2 separate regions of the Homo sapiens genome follow, and region 2 is linked to region 1. The links are chromatin loops, found by intact Hi-C in ENCODE. Cell type or tissue: GM12878. All regions are shown on one strand. Region 1 holds the start of FUBP1 (far upstream element binding protein 1). Region 2 has its middle 9.8 kb from the start of MIGA1.

Evidence for each region. Hi-C counts contacts between places; a loop is a spot of excess contacts. Peaks named below come from ENCODE experiments on the same cell type or tissue, not always from the same donor. Only the 100,000 strongest peaks of a DNase experiment are listed, where the experiment ranks them.
Region 2: a loop joins it to region 1, with 2.6 times the contacts of the local background. A loop is called at or near these places in 9 of 110 quality-filtered maps.

Annotation. Positions count from the first base shown.
Region 1 is chr1:77,977,362-77,982,361 of GRCh38, reverse strand. It overlaps FUBP1 (far upstream element binding protein 1), which reads left to right and starts at 3,290. Exons shown (of 20, transcript NM_003902.5): 1 at 3,290-3,477. The coding sequence starts at 3,358. It also overlaps a transcript of DNAJB4 not described here. RefSeq lists enhancers at 2,817-2,876, 2,887-3,036, 3,347-3,476, 3,487-3,546, 3,557-3,606 and 1 more. In GM12878, CTCF peaks have their summits at 2,836 and 4,849; DNase peaks (open chromatin) are centred at 3,191 and 4,011; H3K4me3 peaks cover 3,723 bases; H3K27ac peaks cover 3,144 bases.
Region 2 is chr1:77,767,362-77,772,361 of GRCh38, reverse strand. No RefSeq gene overlaps it. Among named protein-coding and RNA genes, the nearest start is that of MIGA1, 9.8 kb to the left of the region's middle. RefSeq lists enhancers at 1,444-1,633, 2,114-2,343. In GM12878, no CTCF peak of the experiment used is centred here; a DNase peak (open chromatin) is centred at 1,971; H3K4me3 peaks cover 725 bases; H3K27ac peaks cover 1,910 bases.

The sequences.
Region 1 (5,000 bases):
AATATATGATCCAATAGGAAAAGAAACAATAAATGTTTTGACCACAAAAAAAGGGAGAATAAGAACAGTAAATATATGAATTTTAGACATTTTGTTTTTGAGGCAACATGTAAAACCAAAGTTTTGTAGGTAGCTGTTTGGAAACATCTAGGAAACAAGTATAGGATCAATTTACAGGAAATTACAAGTATATTAGTGCATATTTGTATATAGCAGCTTTATTATAAATTATTGTAATGTATGCTATGGAATAAGCTAAACTCACTTAAGAACCGGATGATAAGGCCAGTTATTTAAGACAGATGCTTTCAGGAGTCCCAAACTTTCAATCTAACATTATTACCTAAAGTAATGGAAAGCTGGGAGTGTTGTCTTACAAGAAGAGGTGGAGAGCTCCAAATTTTTCTCTAAAAATTAATAATCTATTTCCTATATATCCTATGATGCCCTGTTATATCTCCCATGATCATAATCAAAGGACAGATCCTGGCAATGAATGTGTGGAGTGACCAAACAAATACTCCATTAATATTCAAAGAGGCCTTTTGTATAATACACTAAAGATGTTTGTTCTTTTATTAGATTTGAAGAACACTGAAAAGTTTGGAATGACACCTTAGCAACCCCCCAAATATTCCTCCCAGCTTCACTGAAGAGATCCTAAAAAGCAGTTTATTTATATTTTCACAAAGAACCTTTGTCTCAAGCATTAATTTTTCCAAAAGATTAAGCTATCAAGAATTTTATTGTGGCTGGGCGCGGTGGCTCATGCCTGTAATCCCAGCACTTTGGGAGGCCAAAGAGGGTGGATCATGAGGTCAGGAGTTCGAGACCAGCCTGGCCAACATGGTGAAACACTGTCTCTACTAAAAATACAAAAATCAGCTGGGCGTAGTGGTGGGTGCCTGTCATCCCAGCTACTCGGGAGGCTGAGGCAGAACTGCTTGAAGCCAGTAGGCAGAGGTTACAGTGAGCCGAGATCATGCCACTGCACTCCAGTCTGGGTGACAGGGTGAGTCCGTCTCAAAAAAAAAAAAAATTAGGCATAGTGGTGCACACCTGTGATCCCAGCTACTCCAGAGGCTGAGGTGGGAGAATCTCTTGAACCTGGGAGGCTGAGGTTTCAGTGAGCCAAGATCGTGCCACTGCACTCCAGCCTGGGCAACAGAGCGAGTATGTAAAAAAAAAAAAAAAAAAAATTGAGGTCCTTACATATTTTCAATATTCAGTGATAACTAAAATAAATTGAGATATACATAAATTTGTTTTGAGGGTAAATTATAGCACTGTGGTAAATTACATTGATCAAAAGATCTGATTGTATTGCCTAATTAATAAAATATGAAAAAATCAAGACATTTTCAAAATACAACTGGAAAATTTCTACCTAGCCGCACACCCAACACTGCTTTTACTGTTTTTCTATACATTATGATTAAATCTGTAGTCCCATACGTGCACTGATTTTTCAAATGCAAATTCCACCAAAATTTATAGGGATGGCCATGAACACTGAAAAAGATCATCAGAGCTATAAATGGATACTACTGCCTTAAAAGCTGATTAAAGGGAAATGATGGCTCACCTGTATCTACATTCATATTAACTGCTATTTTGGTGCTTAAGCAAATGAACACATTACTTTTAGGTTTTCAGAAAGAATGCAGCATATATATATTTCTCACAATTACTCTTAAGAGCTGCTGAAAAAGTATTTTTTTAGACCTAACCAAGTAAGACAAAATGCCACAAAGTCGAGAAAGTTCATTTTACCTCATTGTTTGTTATTTAAACAAATAATTTTGGAAAAAAAAAGTCACTGTGATATACTCAATAATAAAGAGTAAGACTTCTAAAGTATCCTCACGATTCCTGGAGCTTACTACTATTAACACAGTAAATTACATGCCACGATATGTTGGAGAAGGTCTGAAGAAATGTCTGGCATTACTTGGTAACTGAAGTACATAACATAAAATACCAATTTACACACACACACACACACACACACACACACACACATATATATATATATATACCTAGTCCTGTGATGACAATTCAGAATATGATCTTACATTTGAGTACCCACAGGATGGGGTGGGAGAAACTACGCCTAAGAAGCTACAAAATCTATTTTGGTCAAGAAACAATGCTGTTCTTAACTTAAGAGACCTTAACAGGCCGGGCGCAGTGCCTCGCGCCTATAATCCTAGCATTCTGGGAGGCCGAGGCGGGTGGATCACGAGGTCACGAGATCGAGACCATCCTGGCTAACACGGTGAAACCCCGTCTCTACTACAAACGCAAAAAATTAGCCCAGACGTGGTGGCAGGCGCCTGTTGTCCCAGCTACTCGGGAGGCTGAGGCAGGAGAATCGCTTGAACCCAGGAGGCGGAGGATGCAGTGAGCCGAGACCGCGCCACTGCACTCCAGCCTGGGTAACAGAGCGAGACTCTCAAAACAAACAAACAAACAAAAAAAAACCCTTAATAAAAATGGCCATGGACACATACATATACTAGGTTATTAAATCTGGCTAACACTGAACTTTAAGAACAATCACGTTTTTGGATAAAGAAAAGGGCAGTCATACTTTTAGAGCCTCATCCACATTATTTTAAACAAAAAACTTAAAATATGGTCGAGAACTAACAGGCTTCCAGCCTGAATTCAACACCCACCCTCGTGATAAAACTAAAAAATCGGACAGTCTGTAAGTAAAATACAGGGACACTTTACTACCCTGAAAATCATGCTGGGTTCCCGCTACGCCGGGCAGACGTTTTCAGGAGCATCACCGCGCGGCGTCTCGGACGCACTTCTCCTGGCGCCCTCCGGGCGGCAGCGCTCTCGAGACACTGTTGCTTCGCCGTCACGCCCGTCGTTGTCACGCCCTTCCCCGCGGACACCGAGAATGACCCATAGCGGAAAATTCTACCGCACTACCTCCCTGAGGCAGCGACCGGTAAGAAACAACCTTTTCTTCAGGCTTCCCACCACCCAAACACAGTCGCAGTCAACTGGCCACTATCACCCACCACCCTGCAGGAACAATTACCCAGCCTCACCCCAAGAACGCGCGGAGAGGAGGTGCCAAAAGAAATTCTGTTCTCGCGAAGTCTTAAACTTAATCCTCGCGACGTCTCTGTTCCTGTCGTTCTTTCTCAGCCCTAACCCACACCAGCGCGTTGCCTCGGAAACATCGCGAGATTTTGTTCCTTCAGTCTCCGCCCCTTTACGGCACGATGGTCGCGCAAGAATGTAATAGAGCTTCGACGGCCGCCATTTTCTTTCTTTCTTAGCTGTTAGCTGAGAGGAAGTCTCTGAACAGGCGGCAGCGGCTCTTATAGTGCAACCATGGCAGACTATTCAACAGTGCCTCCCCCCTCTTCTGGCTCAGCTGGTGGCGGTGGTGGCGGCGGTGGTGGTGGAGGAGTTAACGACGCTTTCAAAGATGCACTGCAGAGAGCCCGGCAGGTAAGTGTGGACCGCGCGGCGGAATCCCGAAAGCTCACGGTAATTGGCCGCTGACTGAGTAGGCCGCTACCCTTAAGCGCATGAGGAAGAGGAAAGAGGTGTTCTTCCGGGCTGAAATGTGAAGAGACACGTTTCCCCATGTTGGTAATAACGATTAGAGACCAGAACCCAGTTTTGTGTTCTTGGTGCCTAATCCACTTAGAACCCCGACGCGTGCTACGCAAAGAAGGCCTGAAGTCTTTCTCCCGCTTCTGCGGCACTCGCGTGTCTCCAGTGAGCTAGTTTAGATAAAGATCCTCTTCCAGGGGATAAAGCGCAGTTAGTTTCACACAATTTAATGGAAGGTTCTGGTAATGAGTTTGGGAAAGAACTAGGGTCTGTCCTGGAGCCATAGCAAGGGAAGGGATTTATCATTAAAGTAGCCTTTACAGCTCATTTCCGTTCTCTCTCGCAATTAAAACCGCTTTCAGTACCATTCACCGTCACACCTCTACAAGGAAGGGACTTGAAAGCAGCCTTTTTCTGGGCGGGATTTACGTGTCAGTCTGTTCCACCAGTCCGCCCCCCTTATTTCTCAAAATGGCCTCAGGCCCATTATACCAGAGGTTTCAATTTGAATCTGCCTCTCAGTTCAGAGTCGTAAACTGACCAGACCTCTTTGTATTACGTAGTGCGTGCATTTGCCCTGAAGGCACCACTTTCCCAGACGAAAGCTGTTAAAATAGTGCGTGTATTCCAGGAAAATAAAAGATACCTTAATTTGAACTTTACATTCTTAGATAGTCCCCTAATATATTTAACATTTCAAAATGTATGGTGTTGGTATAGATTTGCATGTAAGCAAAAGAATCCTATTCTCTGTGACACTATGCATATTGTACTAGGTGCTGGGCATTTTTTACTAGTTTTAAGCTAATGATAATTAGAAACCAGTGTTGTGCTGTGTTTTCGTTGCATTAGGAGTTCACTTAGTTAACTTTTTACCGGGACAGTTGAAGGAACATTGAGTCAAAATTAGAATTCATAAAATCCGTTGTAACACATCTAATGTGAACGCATTATAAACATGTACCTGTACTTTTTTATAACCAGAAATACTAGGAGTAGTCAACAAAAGGTCATCATTAATATTAGTTCTGCGGTTTTTTCCACGTAATTTAAGAAATTCTGAACATGTTTAGCAACAAGCATATAACTATGACAAACACTCTTAGCGTGTTTTATTAGATTGATTTGTAAAACTTAAGGGAACTATTTTATTTACTGGAACCAACTATTTTATTTTACCAGAACCAGCACATTGGATTAATTGGTATCGCACACTGTAGGTAGATACTGGAGTTTTGTTTTGTTTTGTTTGAGACGGAGTCTCCCTCTGTCGCCCAGACTGGAGTGCAGTGGTGCGATCTCGTCCCACTGCAACCTCTGCCTCCCGGCTTCAAGCAATTCTCCTGCCTCAGCCTCCCGAGTAGCTGGGATTACAGGCGCCCGCCACCATGCCCGGCTAATTTTTTGTGTTTTTT
Region 2 (5,000 bases), 210 kb after region 1:
TGCTGTGCATTTTTGTTCCCCTTCCCCAGGAGTGGGAAGAAGAGAGTGCTTATCCCACGCCATCTCCACCTCAAGCCAAGTAAAGGAACTTTAAGAAATTCAGACAGGTTGACTCTGTGCCCTGGATTTATGTTACCTGGAAAAGTCTAAAAGCAATAGGCTATCTAGAGAAGCCTTTGATGGCAGAACAGAGAGAGAGAGAGGCCTACAACAGAAGGGGCCTGTACTTGCAACTTTGCAAGAAAAATTTTCCTGTGGACCATGTGAGTGTCACAGAATGTAGCCAGGCTTGAATTATATTAGAAGGTTGTATCTTCAAACCAGGTTTAAATTGACCATCTAAATGTTCAGCCACAGGTTTTTTTGTCCAGGATTGGGGAATGAAACAGTAAGAGGTCCCCAGCAAAGGAGACAGTCATTGAGGAACATACAAAAGGGACAAGAAAAGAGCCAGCATCTAGGAGTGAGCCACATGCAGAAGGTACCAAAGTCAGACTTGTTTTTATTTATTTATTTAGATAGAATCTCGCTCGCTCTGTCACCCAGGCTGGAGTGCAGTGGCACAATCTTGGCTCACTGTAACCTCCACCCCCTGGGTTTGAGTGATTCTCCTTCCTCAGCCTCCCAAGTAGCTGGGACTACAGACTCATGCCACCACATCCAGCTAATTTTTCTTTCTTTCTTTTTCTTTTTTTTGAGATGGAGTCTCGCTCTGTCGCCCAGGCTGGAGTGCAGTGGCGTGGTCTCGGCTCACTGCAAGCTCCTCCTCCCGGGTTCAGGACATTCTCCTGCCTCGGCCTCCCGAGTAGCTGGGACTACAGGCGTCCGCCACCATGCCAAGCTAATTTTTTGTATTTTTAGTAGAGACGGGGTTTCACCATGTTAGCCAGGATGGTCTTGATCTCCTGATCTTGTGATCTGCCCCCCCTTGGCCTCCCAAAGTGCTGGGATTACAGGCATGAGCCACCGCATCTGGCCCTAATTTTTGTATTTTTAGTAGAGATGGGTTTCACTATGTTGGTCAGGCTGATCTCAAACTCCTGACCTCAAGTGATCTGCCCACCTCGGCCTCCCAAAGTGCTGGGATTACAGTCGTGAGCCACCGTGCCCAGCATCAAAGTCAGATTTAATTGCACTGGTTGGGTATATCTGATACTTTATTTAGAATAGTTAGGGTCGGCCGGGCGCGGTGGATCACAGCTATAATCCCAGCACTTTGGGAGGCCGAGGACGGGCGGATCACAAGGTCAGGAGAGCCAGACCATCCTGGCTAACACCGTGAAACCCCGTCTGTACTAAAAATACAAAAAATTAGTCAGGCGTGTTGACGGAGGCCTGTAGTCCCAGCTACTCGGGAGGCTGAGGCAGGAGAATGGCGTGAACCTGGGTGGCGGGGCTTGCAGTGAGCTGAGATCGCGCCACTGCATTCCAGCCTGGGCAACAGAGCGAGACTCCGTCTCGAAAAAAAAAAAACTAAGAATAGTTAGGGTCACTGCTCATTCCATCTGAAACAATATGTGGCCAATGTACTTCATGAATGATTGATTAGTGGAAACAACATTTATCAAGTGACGACATTAAGCCTGAAGAAAGAAGTCTAGCACATTGAGGTTGTAAAAGCAATTATATCACCTAAGTAGATGAACACTTTTAGGTAATTTGTAGCTCCAATTACTTTTTCTACTAACTGCAAAAACTTGGCAGTCCCCAGAAATACCTCAGGGCCTCCTTTCAAATATATACAATGCTATAGGTCACATATTGGCCATTATAGCTTTAGTCTCACTAACCTCTGAAAGTATTTTACAGGACCCTTCTATGAGTCAGAACTAAGCTAACCAAGGCATCTAGAACTCAAAGTATGGTTTTAGATGCTAATTTAGAACATCTATTCAGAGTATAGTGGTATGTACATATCCAAATACTACAGATTCAGTTCCTCAAAACGTTAAATACAGAGTTAGCATATGGTCCAGCAATTCTACTCCTAGGTAATACCCAAGAGAAATGAAACATACGTTCATACCAAAACTTGTACATGAATATGCATAGCAGCATTATTCTTTTTTTTTTTTTTGAGACATAGTCTCACTCTGTCACCCAGGCTGGAGTGCAGTGGCACGATCTCGGCTCACTGCAACCTCTGTTTCCCAGGCCCAAGTGATTCTCCCATCTCAGCCTCACGAGTAGCTGGGATTACAGGCACCCGCCATCATGCCAGCTAATTTTTGAATTTTTAGTAGAGAGTGGGTTTCACCATGTTGGCCAGGCTGGTCTCAAACTCCTCGCCTCAAGTGATCCTCCAGCCTGGGCCTCCCAAAGTGCTGGGATTACAGGCGTGAGACATCGTGCCTTGCCTAGCAGCATTTTTCTTTTCTTTTTTTTTTTTTTGAGATGGAATCTCACTCTGTTGCCCAGGCTGGAGAGCAGTGGTGCAATCTCGGCTCACTGCAAGCTCTGCCTCCCGGGTTCACACCATTCTCCCGCGTCAGCCTCCCGAGTAGCTGGGACTACAGGCGCCTACCACCATGCCTGGCTAATTTTGTTTTTGTATTTTTAGTAGAGACAGATTTTCACCGTGTTAGCCAGGATGGTCTCTATCTCCTGACCTCATGATCCACCCGCCTCGGCCTCCCAAAGTGCTGGGATTACAGATGTGAGCCACCACGCCCGGCCTCAGCAGTATTCTTAATGGCCAAAACATAGAAACAACTCAAATGTCCATCAACTGATGAATGAATAAATAAAATGTGATATATTCATGTGATATTATTTGGTCATAAAAAGGAATAATGAACTGATAAATGTTATAACATGGACGAATCTTTAAAACATTATGTTAAGTAAAGAAGCCTGTCAGGTGGGGCACGGTGGCTCACGCCTGTAATCCCAGCACTTTGGGAGGTGGAGGTGGGCAGATCATTTGAGGTTAGAAGTTCAAGACCAGCCTGGTCAACATGGTGAAACCCCATCTCTACTAAAAATATAACAATTAGTCGGGCATGGTGGTGTGCACCTGTAGTCCCAGCTACTTGGGAGGCTGAGGCAGGAGAATGGCTTGAACTCAGGAGGTGGAGGTTGCAGTGGCCAAGACTGCACCACTGCACTCCAGCCTGGACGACAGAGGGAGACTCTGTCTCAAAAAAAAAAAAAAAAAAAAAAAAAGCCTGTTACAAAGACTGTATATTGTATATGGTTCTAATTATATGCAATGTCCAGAATAGGCAAATCTATACAAAGAGGAAGCAGCATAGTGATTGCCTAGAGCTGGGAGAGTTGAGGGGAAATTTAAGTGACTGCAGAAGGATACAGGGTTTCTTTCGGGAATGGTGAAAATGTTCTAAATTTATTTATTTATTTTTTATTTTTATTGTTTATTTTTATTTATTTACTTATTTTTGAGACGGAGTTTCCTTCTGTCACCTAGGCTGTAGTGCAGTGATGTGATCTCAGCTCTCTGCAACCTCTGCCTCCTGGGCTCAAGCAATCCTCCCGCCTGAGCCTCTTGAGTAGCTGGGACTACAGGTACATGCCACCATGCCCGGCTAATTTTTGTATTTTTTGTACAGACAGGGTTTCTCCATGTTGGCCAGGCTGGTCTCGAACTCCTGACCTCAAGTTATCCTCCCAGTTTGATCCTTTTTCAAAGAGAGAGAGAGAGAGAGACATCTGTGTTCTATTGGAAGGTATTTACATCAAAATGTAAAATAACTAATAGACACCACAGAGATTTTTCAAGTAAGAGTTTAGGCAAGTAAGTTTATTCTAAAGTTACTTTAACATAAAGAACATAAAATTTAAATTAAACTACCAAGAAACAAGAGTTCATATTTTGCATTTCTAAAAAATCTTACGACTTCAAAACCCTAGAAAACCGTGTGTCATTTCTAAACTTATTTTTTAAAAAGAGCTGCATCTGCTGTGTATACATTTAAATGATGGAAATTTTGAGAAGTACAAGAAAATTACTGCTTCTCTAAGTTAAAAAATGTATCTTGTAATTCTTTCATATTTTCCCATTCATTCGTCTTTTTCAGTAATAGGTTTATTGATTTGTTCATTTCTTACATCGTGCCTTGTGGTGTGCTGAAAGCTGGAAATACTAGAATGAGTAAGAAAAATTCCTGCCCACAGCTTGGTTCAGGAAATGGAAAAGTGAACAAATCACTGCTATGTGTAATAATGACATTACAGGTTATATTGTATAATCAAGCAGCAGTAATAATCACTAAGGAACATGGTACAGAATGCAAGGAAAGGCCCACACAGCACAGAAAAGTCAGAAGAGGCTTCCCCTAGGACACGGGTATCCATCCTTTTGGCTTCCCTGGGCCACACTGGAAGAAGAATGGCGTTGGGCCATACATAAAATATACTAACACTAACGATAGCTGATGAGCTAAAAAAAAAAAAAAAAAATGTTCCGTGAAGGCCAGATGCAGTGGCTCACGCTTGTAATCCCAGTACTTTGGGAGGCTGAGGTGGGTGGATCACCTGAGGTCAGGAGTTAGAGACCAGCCTGGCCAATATGGTAAAACCCCGTCTCTACTAAAATATAAAAAAAATTAGCTGGGTGTGGTGGTGGGCGCCTATAATCACAGTTACTCGGGAGGCTGAGGCAGGAGAATCGCTTGAACCCGGGAGGCAGAGGTTACAGTGAGCCGAGATCTCGCCATTGCAGTCCAGCCTGGGCAACAAGAGTGAAACTCTGTCTCAAAAAAAAAAAAAAAAAAAGTTCCGTGCATAATTTTCATGATATCCACCACCATGGATCAGCAAAAAAGTTGTTGCATTCAAAGGGTTGAACATGGCTGCCCCAGAAGGTGTCCCTTTAAAGGATGAATGGAATGGAGTTCACTTTTGAGAGAAAAGGCATTCCCTGTATAAGTAAAGTTGCACTAAGTAGGAGAGGCACAAGCAAATGTTTTGCCTTTCAGAAAAACGAAATATAAGTTAGAGTAGCTTGAGGACAGGGTGTTTGATTGGGCATAGCAAAATAC